Linked DNA regions of Mus musculus: region 1 is linked to region 2. The links are chromatin loops, found by intact Hi-C in ENCODE. Cell type or tissue: left cerebral cortex. All regions are shown on one strand. Each heading gives the region's core, and the rest is flanking DNA. Links, peaks and the distances in the headings are about the cores only. Region 1 has its middle 43 kb from the start of Lyrm9. Region 2 has its middle 13 kb from the start of Wsb1.

The links. Hi-C counts contacts between places; a loop is a spot of excess contacts. Peaks named below come from ENCODE experiments on the same cell type or tissue, not always from the same donor. Only the 100,000 strongest peaks of a DNase experiment are listed, where the experiment ranks them.
Region 1: it touches region 2 in a loop (2.0-fold over the local background); 1 of 42 quality-filtered maps calls a loop at or near these places.

The regions. Positions count from the first base shown.
Region 1 is chr11:78,865,857-78,874,192 of GRCm38, forward strand. No RefSeq gene overlaps it. Among named protein-coding and RNA genes, the nearest start is that of Lyrm9, 43 kb to the left of the region's middle. In left cerebral cortex, for the core only: CTCF peaks have their summits at 1,246 (motif pointing right) and 3,495 (motif pointing right); no DNase peak of the experiment used is centred there.
Region 2 is chr11:79,263,274-79,271,609 of GRCm38, forward strand. No RefSeq gene overlaps it. Among named protein-coding and RNA genes, the nearest start is that of Wsb1, 13 kb to the left of the region's middle. In left cerebral cortex, for the core only: no CTCF peak of the experiment used is centred there; a DNase peak (open chromatin) is centred at 4,092.

The DNA.
Region 1 (8,336 bases), core at 301-8,300, 400 kb before region 2:
GCTTGTCTGAGAGTGACTCTCAGCAGTCTTACTATTTACTCTTGGACAGAGGGGAACTTAGTGAATGTAGTCAGTTTCAGGAACTTCCTGAAGCTCTTTTTGTTGTTGTTTACTTCCCATTTTACAGGGCTTCTCTGCAGGATGGAATGTTTGACCTCCCCTACAATGATTCCCAACCTGTGGGTTATCACCATTGGGGAACACATATTTCAGATAGTCTTAGGAATCCACAACCATAAATTTCTCCTCCCTCCCTCCCTTCCTCCCTCCCTCATTCCTTCCCTCCCTCCTTCCCTCCCTCCCTCCCCTTCTCTCTCTCTCTCTCTTTCTCTCTCTCTCTCTCTTTCTCTACCTCCCTCCCTCCCTTTCTCTCTCTCCTTTTTAAAAAGACAGGAGGGTTTCTTTGTGTACCCTGGCTGTCCTGGAACTCACTCTGTAGACCAGGCTGGCCTCAAACTCATAGAGATCGGATAGCAGTCATGTTTACAGCCACAAAAACAAAATGTGGGGAAGTACATTAGCCAGCACATCATACTCATACCAAAGCAATAGCAGTTGGTTTTCACTGGGGCCTGTGACTTCCCTTGCCATAAAATTCATGTAAGCTTCCTGTATTGATGTGACATCCCTCTGTAGAGGAGGCCTTAAGTCCAATGAGAAAGCCAGTTTTATTCATAACATTTGTGCCACTACTGCAGTAGCTGACCCAGGCTATCTTGAACTTCCATGAAGCCTACATTAAGTAGTACACTGGGCTGTGATTCTCTCCTGGTCTCTTTACTCCAAGCCCTAGTCAGGAATCTTTGGCAATAGAGTCTTGTCATGCAGTTCTGGAGGGCAGCCAATAGCAATGGTGATAGCTTTTACTGTTTTAGAGAGCTCTAGGGCCTCGGTGGCACTAACTCCTAGGGAGGTGACTCATCCTTAATACTGGGATTTTTTTTAACAACAAAAACGTTACGATTTTTGGGAACACCTGTTCTTACTCTTACAAGGTCCCCTTTGAAAATCAGTTTATGAACTGATTTTCCATCCCTATTTACTCTGGTGCACGTACCCATTTTCTCAAATGTGTCCCTAAATCTATAAAACACTAAAGGGACACACACACATCACACCGACACACACATGCAACCTTAATAGAGAATAAGCAGGACAATTCAAACTCTTTTTTTTTTTTTAAATTTATTTATTTATTGTATGCTTTAAGTACACTGTAGCTGTCTTCAGACACTCCAGAAGAGGGTGCCAGATCTCTTTACGGATGGTTGTGAGCCACCATGTGGTTGTTGGGATTTGAACTCAGGACCTTGGGAAGAGCAGTCAGTGCTCTTGACCACTGAGTCATCTCTACAGCCCCCAATTCAAACTCTTGAACTGCCATCCTGTAATAAGTAGTGGGTTATGGAGACATTCTTAGTGAAGCACACTGAAAGTCGGCCGGCTTCTGTTCTCAGCAAGCATCAGGTGACCTCAGAAGTTTGCCTCTAAAGAGATGCTGATGTAAATGGCTAGCAAAGCTGATATATGTGGCATGAAAAGATTTTACACGTTTGTATTAATTATCTGGTTGCCTTATCTGGGACCCTCACACAAGGCCTCCATGTATTTCTTTCACCCCTGATGAACCTAATGGAGCTGCCTCCAGCTGATTAGTCCAGCTCAGGACCAATGAAGGAATAGTCATTTGTTCCTTGGCTAAGTCTGCACTCATCTCCTTGATTGGGTGAACAATTGCTGCACCCTAGAGAGAAGTCAGCTATCCATTTTTCAATCAAATGTAATCCCTTTAACCCATATTATGTTATATCTATGTTTACCTACTGTTGAGAAACCCTGCTATTTAAGATTGCAGTCTACCATGACTGGATAGCTCCTCTGAGCTAGCTGCTAAATGGAGAATTCCTTTTCCCAGCAGAGATAACCAGTCCCTGACCTTATGGGGGAGCCTGACACCCATACCGTTTACCTGAGGAAGGTCACATAGTCCTTGGAAAACCTACAAGTACAACACCCTCCCCACCCCCCTAAGAACCTGCCCAGCAAGCACCTGGGGTTCCTGGAGTGCCTCTTCATGCAAACAAGGCCTCCCCAGTACTATAAACTCTAGCCAATGATTTACGTTCACCCTGAAAACTCCTCCCACTCTCCAAGGCTCATATTTGGTTTTTGTTCACCCCTAGTAAAGTGTATGCATACAAGCTGTACCACTGAATATCTTTAGAGAAGGGCTTCGTGTAAAAAAAAGCTCTAGGACCCCAGCCAGACCAGGATCCCGCAGGCCCCACCCACTCTGAGTTCTGCATGTCCTTCTATCCAGACACCCTGGAGGGAAAACAGAACCTGCTGATGTTTATTGCCTTTGAAGCTCTTGGAAGCCACAGAAACCAAGGCATACCTGCTTCCAGTATTCACCAAAAACCAAAATATTTCAACATAAGAGAAGACCAAATGAACTAGCAACTAAATTTAACAAAACTTCCCCTACTTTACAAAGATCACATCCTACCATGGGACTCACCAAAGCCACTAAAATTGCATCCCAACCTTGAGGCCACTGATAAATTGGCCTTTTCCTCAACTCTTGGGATCAAAATCAGGTCATCAGATTTGGTGGCAAGCACCCTTAACCTCTGAGCTATGTCTCCAGCCCGGAAAATAGGTTTGGTTTTTGAGACATGGTCTCACTACGTAGCCTTGGCTAGCCTGGAACCCCCTATGTATACAGGTTAGTGATAGTGCGGGCCTTTAATCCTAGTCCTGGTGAGGCAGAGGCACGTGGGTTCTGTGGATTAGAATCGAGTCTGAAAAGTTTTTAGTAAAAAAAGGAAAAATGCCCCACAATGTGGTATTCCTGAAAAGTAGCTCACAAAATTGAACGGGTAGTGAAGACAGTTGCTCTACAAAAACCACAAAACCAACTTGCCTCACGGAGAAAAGGAAACAGAGGAGGAGGCACCGAACTGTGAATAACACTGGAAAATTAGGAAGATTTTTTTTTTGTCAAAAAACTTTCAATATAAAAAACTTTCTTCTTCCTTCATGGGACAATACCACAACTAGATGTTGTGTGCTGCAAAATAAAGCCTCGTGAACTGATAATGGGTTGCCTCAGAGTTATTGGCCAGTGGGGTTCCACAGATCCCTAAATCATGTTAGGCTATTGCCAATGCTGTTGCTTACACTCAGGACTTGAAAACACTGCATTCTTGAGTCATAGGACATGGAGAAATCTATCTGGTACCCAACTGGAAGCTTCATTCCTCTTGATTAGCCTTCATAGTGCTGGAAAATGCTAGGTATCCTACTGGATGAGAAAAGGAATTATCAGTCTCTCTCAGCTATAAGTCCTGTGAGTTACAATAGCAACCTGTTTGACAAGACATACCTACTGGTGCAGTGTGATACAGATGCTACCACAATAACCAACCACTTAAAAATATTTATTTATTTATTTATTTATTTATTTAATTTATTACGTATACAGCATTCTGCCTGCATGTATGCCTGCAGGCCAGAAGAGGGCACCAGATCTCATTATAGATGGTTGTGAATCACCATGTGGTTGTTGGGAACTGATCTCAGGCCCTCTGGAAGAGCAGACAGTGTGCTCTTAACTTCTGAGCCATCTCTCCAGCCTAACCAATCACCTTTTAAAAAACTAGATCTAGAGCCGGGCGGTGGTGGCGCACGCCTTTAATCCCAGCACTCGGGAGGCAGAGGCAGGCGGATTTCTGAGTTCGAGGCCAGCCTGGTCTACAAAGTGAGTTCCAGGACAGCCAGGGCTAAACAGAGAAACCCTGTCTCCAAAAACAAAAAAAAAAACAAAAAACAAAAAAAAAAAACAAAAAACAAAAAAAAAAAATTGGGTCTAAGGCTTGCTCCAAGATATAGAACCCAAGTTTGACACTGTTAATGAGATGAACGTACGGTTAGATAGGCCACAAGCATTAGGGGAATCCTTCTGCTATTACTCTGCTTAAAGCAATAAAACAGCTCCCTATGACTTATTGCTATAACACAACCAATGTATATTCACCCTTCGTTAGAGAAGCAGCTTCTTGCAGTAGATGGTAACTAACACAGAAACCTACTGGTCAGTGTGCAGAGACTCAGAGGCAGTGGAATGCTCAGCCCTCTGTGGGAGATTTATATCACATCCCTCTCCTCAAAACTCAGGGATCTATGTGGAAGAGGGAGCAGAGAGATTGTTAGAGGCAGAGATGGTGGATGACTTCAAAGAAACACTGCTTTCCAGATACAACAGGGCAGGTGCACACAGGGATGCCCAGGGACTGTGATAGCGCACACAAGATCTACAGATGCTCCAGCTAGACAAAAATCTCAGTGTGGAGGAGGGAAGGTGAGTGTCTTAGGGTTTCTATTCCTGAACAAACATCATTACCAAGAAGCAAGCTGGGGAGGAAACGGTTTATTCAGCTTAAACTTTCACATTACTGTTCATCACCAAAGGAAGTCAGGACTGGAACTCAAGCAGGTCAGGAAGCAGGAGCTGATGCAGAGGCCATGAAGATATGTTACTTACTGGCTTGCTTCCCCTGACTTGCTCAGCTTGCTTTCTCATAGAACCACCAGCCCATGGATGGCACTACCCACAAGGGGCCCTGCCCCCTTGATCATTAATTGAGAAAATGCCTTACAGCTGGATCTCATGGAGGCATTTTCTCAACTGAAGCTCCTTTCTCTGTGATAACTCCAGCTTGTGTCAAGTTGACACAAAAACCAGCCAGTACAGCGAGCACGCAATCTGTCCTGTAGTTGGGAACCTTGTGAATTGCTCCTGGAAGACAGAAAGTCAGTTTTCTTCAAGGGAGTGACACCTGGTTGTTATGTTTTATAAAAAGCTAAAGGTATGTTTGACAGAGGGCAGTATGGTGTGGTGGGAGGGGGTGCCTCAGATGGCCCATGCTGAAGCATCCTCCCTCCCCACATAGGACAGGTCTAGTATAGAATAGTTTATTTGGGGACATGGTTAGGAGACTTGAGAAAGGAGTAGAGGTAGAGAGTGGAGACAGAGAAGATCAGGGAGAGAAAAAGAATGAAAGAGAAGAGGCCGGCCAGGAACATGTGAAGGGGGCAGAGAGGGGAAGGGGAGAGAGGGAGAAAGGGGTCAGAGAGGAGAGAGAAGAGAGGCAGAGAAGGAAAAGGGGCAGAGAGAGCCAGGAGGGGCCAAACAGCCTCTTTTATAGAGAGCCACGCCTACCCGGCTGTTGCCAGGTAACTGTTGGGTGGAGCCTAGAAGGAATGCAGACACAGGCACTTATTTATTATGAAGGTTCTATGGCTGTGAAGAAACACCATGACCAAGGCAATCTTATTTATTTTATTTATTTATTTATTTATTTATTTATTACGATGTATTAGTTATTATGTCTAAGTACACTGTAGCTGTCTTCAGACATACCAGAATCTCATTCGGATGGTTGTGAGCCACCATGTGGTTGCTGGGATTTGAACTCATGACCTTCAGAAGAGCAGTCAGTGCTCTTAACCTCTGAGCCATCTCTCCAGCCCTATTTATTTATTTTTTATTAGATATTTTCTTTATTTACATTTCAAATGTTATCCCCTTTCCTAGTTTCCCCTCCAAAAATCCCCTATCTCCTACCCCCTCCCCCTGCTCCCCAACCCACCCACTCCCATTCCTGGTCCTGGCATTCCTCTATACTGAGGCATAGAACCTTCACAGGACCTAGTGCCTCTCCTCCCACTGATGACCGACTAGGCCATCCTCTGCTACATGGCAATTTTATTTTTTAAAAAAAGCATTTAAGGGCTGGAGAGATGGCTCAGCCGTTAGGAGCATTGACTGCTCTTCCAAAGGTCCTGAGTTCAAATCCCAGCAACCACATAGTGGCTCACAACCATCTGTAATGGGATCTGATGCCCTCTTCTGGTGTGTCTGAAAACAACTACAATGTCCTCGTATAAGTAAATAAATAATATTAAAAAAAAAAAAAGAGTTAAATAGTAATTGCTGACTCAAAAGTAGGTACTTCTGAGCTGGGGTGTAGCTCTGTGGTAGAGGATATGCCAGACACAGCAGAGTCCCTGTTTCCGTTCCAGCACGGCAGGGGAGGGCAAGCAGGTACTTCTGAATTTATTCCAGTTGCTCCAGAGCAAGAGAAAGGCGTCCTGGCTGTAACCTGGATCCTTGCTAGCTGGGAGTCTTAGGTATGGTCACACACTCCTCCAAGCCTCGGTTTTCTCATCAGTAGAATCGATTGGAGAGGGAGCCGTACAGTACAGAAACAGCCACAAGCACAGGCTGAAGGCCAGAGTCCCCACCTCGCCAGCTTGTTTCTTATACTCATCTCAGTCAGGGACCCTGTCAGGACAGAGTTCCCAGTGGCTTTGTCTTCCTGGGCGCCCAGAGCTGCCCCAGCCCTGAGAAATAGGGAACTTCCTTTGGAGGTGAGCTTCTGACTCCCTTTCATCTTCCTTATCAGACCAAGGTGGTGAAACCCACGTCCCTTCTGTCAGCGTTCTTTCCCACTGGAATTTAATCAGAACCCAAGGCGTTGTGCCTTAACTTGCTTCCCTGCTGCTACTTCTGCTGCTACCCGTGGTTTCAGACGTGTCATGTGATGCGGGCAAACACAAAACACAAGACACACCTCCTCCTCCCCACCTTAGCCTCCTCTTCCTTCTGAGACATGCTGATCATAAACTTAGTATATAGCCCAGGCTAGCCTCACGCCTGCCCCAAGTGCTGGGAATACATACCTGTACATAACGTTGCGCTGGCTGGTTTTGTGTGTCAACTAGCCTGACACAAGCTAGTCATCAGAGAGGAAGGAGCCTCAGTTAAGGAGATGCCTCCATGAGATCCAGCTGTAAGGTATTTTCTCAGTTGGCGATCCTTGGGGAGAGCCCAGCCCATTGTGGGTGGTGCCATCCCTGGGCTGATAGTTCTGGGTTCTATACGAAAGGAAGCTGGGCAAGTCATGGGAAGTAAGTCAGTAAGCAGTACCTCTCCATGGGCTCTGCAGCAGCTTCTGCCTCCAGGATTCTGCCCTGCTTGAGTTTCTGTCCTGACCTCCTTCAGTGATGAACAACAATGCGGAATGTGTGGAATTCAAGCCAAATAAACCCTTTCCTCTCCAACTAGCTTTTTGGTCATGGGCTTTCATCACAGCAATAGAAACCCTAGCCAAGACAAATACCATGGCAGGCTAGAACACCAGACTTCATAGTCAGATCACTGTGGGGAGGGGATTGCATCCCACAGCACCAGTTGCCTTGAAACCAACAGTGAGACTTGGATGCCTTTCAGCAAGGAGCCTAATTAAAGAAGCTTGCAATCTTTCCCAGCTGTGCTTCTGGGGGTTGGGGGCACGGGGGCAGGGGTGTTCCCAAGATAAGCATGGTTCCAAGGGTAAAGACAGACTCCATGTCTGGCCCAGTGTTCATGGGGTCTACTCTGAGGACTATGCCAGGAACCAAATTTCCTAAACCCTTTTCTAAATAGCAGAAGTCATTGTAAAAGCACACTGATTTTACAATTCCTTTAGTCAGTAGATACTTATTATGAAACTTTCTTTTGTCATGATCCCGGGCATGCTGTACATGACTATCATGCTGGCACTCGGGAGGTGGAGGCAGAAAATATGTAAGATAAATTCCTATAGGGGAAGTTGCTTGGGAAAGAGGTACATATATTGGTAATTTTGAAAGATATGGTGAAATGGCTGTACGTAAAGGATTGACCAATTATACTCTTGGTGGTAACATCTCAGAGACTTTTCAAGATGCAAATGTTCCATTGTCTATGATGTCCCATGTCTATTGAATGGTTACCTTGGTGGCCCCAACCTTCAATGGGTTCTCTTTGGCCTTCTTTTGTTTGTTTTTGTTGTGAGGTTGTTTGTTTGTTTTGTTTTGTTTTTTTGAGACAGGGTTTCTTTGGCTGTCCTGGAACTCTATAAACCAGGCTGGCCTCAAACTCACAAAAAACTGCCTGCCTCTGCCTCCCGAGTGCTGGGATTAGATGTATGTGCCACTACCACTCAGCAGGGTTTTTGTTTGGTTGGTTGTTTTGTTTTGTTTTGTTTTTCGAGAGAGGGTGGCTGGCTGTCCTGGAACTCACTCTGTAGACCAGGCTGGCTTCAAACTCAGAAATTCGCCTGCCTCTGCCTCCCGAGTGCTGGGATTAAAGGCGTGCGCCACCACGCCCGGCTAAAGGTCTTTTTTTTAAACCAAGGTTTATTTATATTTTATTTGTAGTGTGTCCATGTCCGTGTGTGTCCGTGTGTGTCCGTGTCCGTGTCCGTGTGTGTGTGTGTGTGTGTGTGTGTGTGTGTGTGTGTATGTGT
Region 2 (8,336 bases), core at 111-8,110:
GTTCAGTGTTTTGATTTTTTTTTAATTAATTTTAGCCAAATGTGGTGCAAACTCCTTTACTGCCAGCACTGTGGATATCTGAGTTCAAAGCCAGCCCTGATCTACGTGGTGAGTTCCTGTTCTCTTCTGTCTGAGGATCCCACTGGCCCTAGAACTGGAGGTAGAGCTGGGGAGGGGCGTGTGCAATCAACAGGCTAGACCTGTAGCTCCAGAAGGCTTATTTGAGGTAAGAACTTATTTGAGGTAAGAAATTAATGTTCACTCTCGAACAGCAGGGATTCTCTTGGTGCCCCAGATCTCCTTATAGGATTGGGTAAAAACCATGTTCTGCATTCACCCACAGAGACCTAGGGTTGGTATGTCTGAGTGAGTAAATGGTTTTTACCCCACAGTTTATTGGTGGTGGTGGTGGTGTGTGTTGTGTTGGGTAAGGACATTGGCATGCCACAGAGGTTAAAGGACAACTTTGTGGAATCAACTATCTTTCCACTCTACCTGGAGTTGGGACTCCAGGTAGCTAGGCTTGCTCAGAAAGTATGTTATCCTCTGAGCCATCTTGCTCCTAGCTCTCCTCCCGCAGCCCCACAGATACCACCTTCCATATAACACATGTTAAGGACCACAACGGACCCAGCCTTTTTTCTTGTCTGCTGGCTCAAGGGTGGCACAGACAGCGTGTTAATGGTTCACACCCAATCTGGTTAAAATTTGAGAAGACTTAAGATGGCCTAAAACTGGGCTGGCTAGATAGCTCAGTCGGTAAGAGCATTGACTGCTCTTCCTGAGTTCAAATCCCAGCAACCACATGGTGGCTCACAACCACCTGTAATGAGATCGGATACCCTTTTCTGGAATGTCTGAAGACAGCTACAGTGTACTTACACATAATAATAAATAAATCTTTGGGTCAGAGCAAGCAGAGCTGATCAGGTTGACCAGAGTGAGAAGAGGTTCTAAAAATTCAATTCCCAATAACCACATGAAGGCTCACAACCATCTGTACAGCTACAGTGTACTCATATACATAAAATAAATAAATAAATCTTAAAACAAAAAGAGGACCTGAAACTGAAGTCAGGTGGTAACTCATCAAAATGATACTAGACAAACGTGGTCCTGTTGATTAATTGATTGATTGCCTGATTGATTGATTGGTTTTTGTGGTACTGGGCATTCAGCACAGGGTTTTGCACCTGCCAGGCAAGAGCTCTCCCATACGGCCACACTCCCAGCCAATCATTGCTTTCAAACCTCTGAAGTAAAACAGGACCCAACACGTCAGCAGTTCAAAATGTAACAAGGAACTTTTCTCATCACTTAAAAATCATAAGAATTCAAGATATTTTCCCAGCCCTGTTTTAAAAGCCACAGACTGGCTTTTCTCCTTTGAAGCCTTTCCTACTCTCAAAAGTTCTTTTTCACTTTTCCTCAATATATGTTCCTTCTGCTTAAAAAAAAAAATCTTTGTAGGGCATTCAAACACTTTTAGAAATTGCTTGTGCACGTTTTACATTTAGAAGAACTCACTACACGCACGAGGCAGCCAAAGCAGGATACTGGGTGTTCTCTTCTTCTACTGCCTGCCTAGTGCCTTGGCAGGGTCTCTCATTTAACAGAAGTTCATATGAGCTGTGAGCTATGCCTGGCCAGTGGGCTGGGGTCATAGGCCTACACACATTTATGCCCATACATGACCACACCCACACAATTTCTTATGAAGTTGATAGAGGTTTGATCTTAGGTCTTCTTGTTTGTTTAATAAGAGCTCTTATCCACTGAACCATTACCCCAATTCCTTAAAATACTTACAAAAAAGTAAAAATAGGTCTGGGTGTGATGGTACCTATCTTCAATCCCAGCACTCAGAAGGCAGAGGCAAAGACAAGCGGATCTCTGTGAGTTCCAGGCCAGCCAGGAATACTTAGTCAGAACCTGTTTCATTTAAAACACACACACACACACACACACACACACACACACACACACACACAAACACTCTTTTCTATTGATGTGATGACCAAAAGCAAACTGTGGAGGAAAGGGCTCATTTTACTCACATTTCCACATAACAGTTCATCATTAAAAGCAGTGAGGACAGGAATCAAGCAGGGCAGGAACCTGGGGGCAGGAGCTGATGCAGAGGCATGGAGCTTTGCTGCTTACCGGCTTGCTCCTCGTGACTTGCTCAGCCAGTTTTCTTATAGAACCCAAGACAGGACCATCAGCCTAGGGATGGCAGTACCCACATTGGGCTAGTCCCTTCCCCATCAATCACTAATTAAGAAAATGCTCTATAGGCATGTCTACAGCCAGATCTTATTGGAGACATTTCCTTGGTTGAGGTGACTGTAGCTTGTGTCATTGACATAAAACTATTCTGCTATATATACACCTTGTTTTGACAAATGAGGTCCTGTTGTACCTGCCTGAGTACTGGTAGCTGTTAACTGACAGTTACTTAGCATCCAGAAACTGGCTCTTTCTTCAAATCACTGCTAGATGCAACAATAGAAATGAATTTCACCAGTATCAGGCTAGGCTGTAAGAGCCAGGCACTGATAAACTCATGCTATGTAACCCAATCATACAGCATTTTTAAAAGAGCCCAGATAACTAACCTGCAGGGACAGGAAATGGATCCGGGGTTTCCTGGTTAGAGTCAAGGAATTGACTCCCAGTAACAGAATATAGCTTGCAGAGTAATTAAAAATATTGGGTAAACCAAAAAAAAAAAAAAAAAAAAAAAGCCGGGCGTGGTGGCGCACGCCTTTAATCCCAGCACTCAGGAGGCAGAGAGGCAGGTGGATCTCTGAGTTCGAGGCCAGCCTGGTCTACAAAGTGAGTTCCAGGACAGCCAGGCAACTTACAACTCTCCATAGCTCTAGTTGTTCCAGTAGAACCAACCCTCTCCTGGCCTCTGAGAGCAACTCACTCAAATACACACCATGCCTTACACAGACAGACACATAAATGACGGTAAAATCTTTTAAATGGTCCACATTAGCCCCCTGGAAATGGCTTAGTCTGTGCCAAGCTTCCTGATGTCCTAGGTCCAATCCCCACCCACAGGCTGCAATCAATTCTGCAAGTTGTCCCTGTCCTTAGCAAACATAGCTTGATGTTCTCTCCCCCCCTTTTCTCTCTCTCTCTCTCTCTCTCCCCTCCCCTGTCTTTTTCTCCTCTCTTTCTTCCCCCTTTTCTCCCCCTTCTCTCCTCTCTCTCTCTCCCTCCCCCCCTCACACACAAAGTACATAAATGCAGAAAAAAAATCTATATTCTAATTATTAGTATTCCTTCTAGGCTCTGCCCCACAGTTACCTGGCCACAGCCAGGTATGCCTGACTTACTATAAAAGGGGCTGCTTGGCCCATCCTCAATCTCTTATTCTCTTACTCTCTGCCCTTCTCCCTCTCTCCCCCCCACTCCCCAATTTCTCTCTTTCCAGCTGTTCTTGGTCGGCCTTTCTTCTCCCCTTCTCTGTCTCTCTGTCTCTCTCTCCTCCCTTCTCAGCTCCCCTCCCATACCCTGGATAAACCCTGTTCTATACTATACCATTGTATGGCTGGTCCCTCAGGGGGAAGGAATGCCTCAGCATGAGCCCACAGAGACACCCCCTCCCACCTTACCATACCTCGCTCTATCACACATCTCCTTGGCTCTTTTTCTTTTTTATAAAACTCAGCACTAGTTGGATGCAGTGGTGCACACTCCTAATCATAACATTAAGACTGGAGAATTGCAAATTTAGGGCCAGCCTAGACACCTGACTGAGTTCCACTTCAGCCTTGTCTATAGCATCTCAACAACCACAATGATGAAGACAACAACAACAGCAACAACAGCAGCAGCAGCAGCAGCAACAACAACAACAACAACAGCCCTGTTTCCATTGATCTGATTCAGGGTTTGTAGCAAGCCTCTTTTTCTTAGGGACATCCCTGAGACTTGACTCCCATGGCCCATGCTGTGGGATGCTTTCCATCTGCCACAACTGGCTGGTCATGTGAGCTAGGCCAGGCCCTCCCTGCCCCAGAGTTTTCACAAATGAACTTAGAGAGTTGAATCAATCTCTCTCCCTGTGTTCTCATTGGCAGTGGGGCCCAGGGGCTGCCAGGAAGCAGGTTTGCCTTGTGCCAGAACAGACTAAACCCGAGTGAGTGCAGCTGTCAAGTGTTTTTCCTACAGAGTGGGGTGGATGTGGACTACAAAGTACTCATTCAGACACACAAAGCCAAAGCCTCCAGTTAGCTTTGCTGAACTGTATTCCAGAAAATTTCAAGGACTGGACCTGGTTTAAGTAGTTTAACAGAACTGTGAAAGGAGGGTGTGACTAGCCAGAGGCATAAACCCAGACTTCCCATCCAAGCCACAAAGGTGGAAGGGAGTTCACCTCTCTGTGTGTCACTTTATATTTACTGAGTATCTCTGTGTCCCTGAAACCCATCCAGATGCTGACAGAATAGTCGCTTTCAAGGCCAGGGAGGTGAGGTCTCTGCTGGTTGTGGCACCTTTTGTTGGTTTTTGTTTGGTTGGTTGGTTTTTGGATTTTTTTTGGGGGGGGAGGGGTGGTTGAGACAGGGTTTCTCTGTATAGCCCAGGCTGTCCTGGAACTCACTCTGTAGACCAGGCTGGCCTCGAACTCAGAAATCCGCCTGCCTCTGCCTCCCGAGTGCTGGGATTAAAGGCATGCGCCACCACGCCCGGCCCTCTTGTTGGGTTTTTGTTTTTAATTTTTTCTTTTTTAGATTTACTTATTATATTTTATGTGCACACATGTTTTTTGCTTTCATGTATGTATATAAACCATGTGTATGCCTGGTACCCTTGGAAGTCAGAAGACAGCATTGAATCTCTGAAATTGGAGTCACGAATGCTTGTGAGCCACCATGTGGCTGCTGGGAACTGAACCCAGGTCCTCTGTGAGAGCAGAAAGTGCTTGTTCTTATAGTAAACTTGATACAAGCTAGAGTCATCTGAAAAGAAGGAACCTCATTTGAGAAAATGCCTCCATCAGATCCAGTTATAAGGCATGTTCTTAATTAGTGATTAATGGGGGTGAGGGGGACCATGGTGGGTGGGGCCATCCCTGGGCTTGTGGTCCTGGGTTCTATAAGAAAGCAGGCTGAGCAAGCCATGGAAAGCAAGCCAGTAGGCAGTACTCCTCCATGGCCTCTGAATTAGCTTCTGCCTCCAGCTTCCTACCCTTTTGAATTCCTGTCCTGACTTCTTTCATTGATGGGTGATAATGTGGAAGTGGAAGCCAAATAAGCCCTTTCCTCCCTATCTTGCTTTCGGTCATTGTGTTTCATCACAGCAATAGAAACCCCAAGACAGAGGTCTTAACCACTGAGCCATCTTTCTTGCCCCCCTGTAGTTTTGCTTTGTTTGGTTTGAGACAAGGTGTTACTGGGTAGCCCTGGCTGGTCTGGAACTCACTGAGATCCACCTGCTTCTGCCTCTGGAGTGCTGGGATGAAAGGTGGGTACCACCATGCCTGGCCTTGTGATACCCTCTCATACCAAAGCAGTAAGTCAGCAAAGGAGAAAAGAAGCAGTTCTGAGTAGCCGTGGATAATCCCTGATAAAGCAAGACAGGGTGACAGGATACCTGCAACAGAGAGTGAGGCACCATAGGTAGGGCAAGGCCTGCATGAGGTGAGGCAGGGAAGGGCCCAGTGCCTAGAGAGGTTTCTCCAATAGCTCCCAGGCAAAAAGGAGCTCAGGGGATTAGAGAAAGTCCCTGCGGCTGGGGTACAGTGAGTCAGCAAGGCTACAACAAGCAGAGAGGATGTTGGGGAGACCTGCTCAGGCCATGTCAAAAAGACATTGAACAGTTAGAGTTCTGTTTCCAAATGCTGCTGTTAGGCATTATGCAGAGAATGGAGTGTAGGAGGCAAAGAACAGCAGCAGGGACTTGGGGACATAGGGACATAGGTCAGTGGCAGGATGCTTGCCTAGTGTGGGCAGGGCCCCAAATCCCCAATAACACACATACACACACACACACACACACACACACACATACACACACACACACCTCTGTGGATCTGAGGGAGGAAAATATTGCTTGTTGTTTACATAATTGTTGCTTTAAATGAACTTTTAATTCATTGACAAGTTCACACATGGATATAATGAATTTTGATCATGCTGACCTCCCATTACCCTGTCCTAGCTCTGCGCACTCCTGTTGAATCCTTTTTCCCAGCAAGTCTGCCTCCTACTTCTGTGTGTCTTCTACTGAGTTTAACCAGTGCTGCTTGCATGGCCGAGGGTACCAGGCACACAGGTGGTGCGTTTGCATACATGCGAGCAAAACACTCGTACACATAAAGTAAAAGAAATAGGTCTTAAATGATAATAGTAAACAAGATGATAAATGGAGCCTCCTCGGTGTCTGAGACACACTGTTACTGTTAGGGTAGACCTGAGTCCTAACCTGAGGGCCCTGTCCCTGGGGACCAGTGTGCTAAGATGAATTCAAGATCTTGCTGAACTTCATTCCTACCACTCTTTGTAATATCCCTGCCAAGACTAACAAACAAGGAGATCATAGATCAATATAGGCTTAGACATCTTGGAGTAATATTAGTAATCTATCCACTCTTATAAACAAGGGTCCTAGTTACTAGAATCAATGACTTTTATACACAGAAAATAAATCTCTTTTTTCTTTTAGAGACAGTAGCCTAAACTATCCTTAAACTCAGGATCCTCCTGCCCTTGCCTCTCAAGTGATTAGATTGCAGCTGCGTGTGACCATGCCTCGCTCTGAGCATAGTCCTAGGCCAGGGCAGACAGTGAGGCTCCTTCCAGCCCATTGCTCTCTGTTGTGTTTATGGTTTCTATGGGTATATATGTATGTGAATATATGTGCATGGTATGGGTATATATGTATATGTGCACGTGTATATGTATGTGCATGTGTGTATGTGTGTGTATATGTGTGTGATGTGTGTATATATCCATATGTATGTGTCTACATCTCTCTCTCACACTCTCTGTTGTGGCTGGTGTCCTCTCCTTTCTCATTTGTCTCCACTCTTAAGCCACACATGCACATGACCCATGTGGACCATTCCATGCTAACTTACTCTTTTACCAGACCCTCCCACCTCCATCTTCCTTAACTGTTCTAAATTCCTCAAAAGAGAGTCCAGTAGCCCAGCTCTTTCTTTTTCTTTAAAAAAAAAAACCAAAACTCCTATTTTATTTCTAATCATGTGTCTTTGGGCACATGTGTGTATGTCTACACAAATGTGTGTGTCTAGGCACAGGTGTGTAGATGCTCACGGAGGTCAGAAGATGGCATCAGACTCCTGAGGCTGTGGTTACAGGTTATGGACCTGTGAGTGGCCCCACGTTGGTGCTGGGATCTGAATTCCAGTCCTCTGACTGAGCAGTAAGCGTTCTGAACCCCTGAGCCATCGATCCAGCCCCTTCTCTTTTCTGTCCTTTAAGGTTTATTTCTGATTTATGTATGTGTCTCTGTACCTCTATTCAGATGACTAATGAGCACACAAGATGGTACCCGGTCTCGGGGAGCTAGAGTTACAGGCGGTTGTAAGCCTCTCCGACACTGGACTCTGAAAACCAAACTCAGGTCCTCTGTAAGAGCAGGCACTCTTAGGCTTTGAAACATCTCTCCTGCCTCTCCTCTCACATTTCCAGTCTAGGTTACAGGCTCTGGCCAGGCATAGACTTCGTAGGGCATGTGCTAATGCTGCCAGGAATAGGATAAGACCACTATGACCATTTTGAGCCATATTTGAGACAAGCTTTAATTAAATACTAGCCAGGATGATGGCCTCTGACCAGGACCATGCAAGGGTTCCTAGAAAATGGACATGAGTCGCATTTGCAGAGGCTTTTAAGCAAGCTTTTAAAGGCAAACCCATAAGGCCACCACATTTGCCATCAGGCCCAATGAGTGGCAAGCATACATCCCAACGTATTTTCTGCCTCTGTACCTCTCTCTGTACCTACATGTGATCAAGCTCATCCAGTGTAGTTGAGTCAAGCAAACTTGTTTAATGGAGTGAGAACAAAAATATAGCCTACAGCATTGTTTTAGTTAGGGTTCCATTGCTGTGAAGCGATACCATGACCATGGCAACTCTTATAAAGAACAACATTTGATAGGGGCTGGCTTACAGATTCAGAGGCTCAGTCCGTTTTCATCATGGCGGGAAGCATGGCAGCATCCAGGCAGGTATGGCTCTGGAGTTGCTGAGCAGTCTACCTTTTTTGTTCAAAAAGCAGCTAGGAGAAGACTGTCTCTTCCATCCTGGGGAGAGCTACAAAACCCACCCTCACAATGACACACTTTTTCCAACA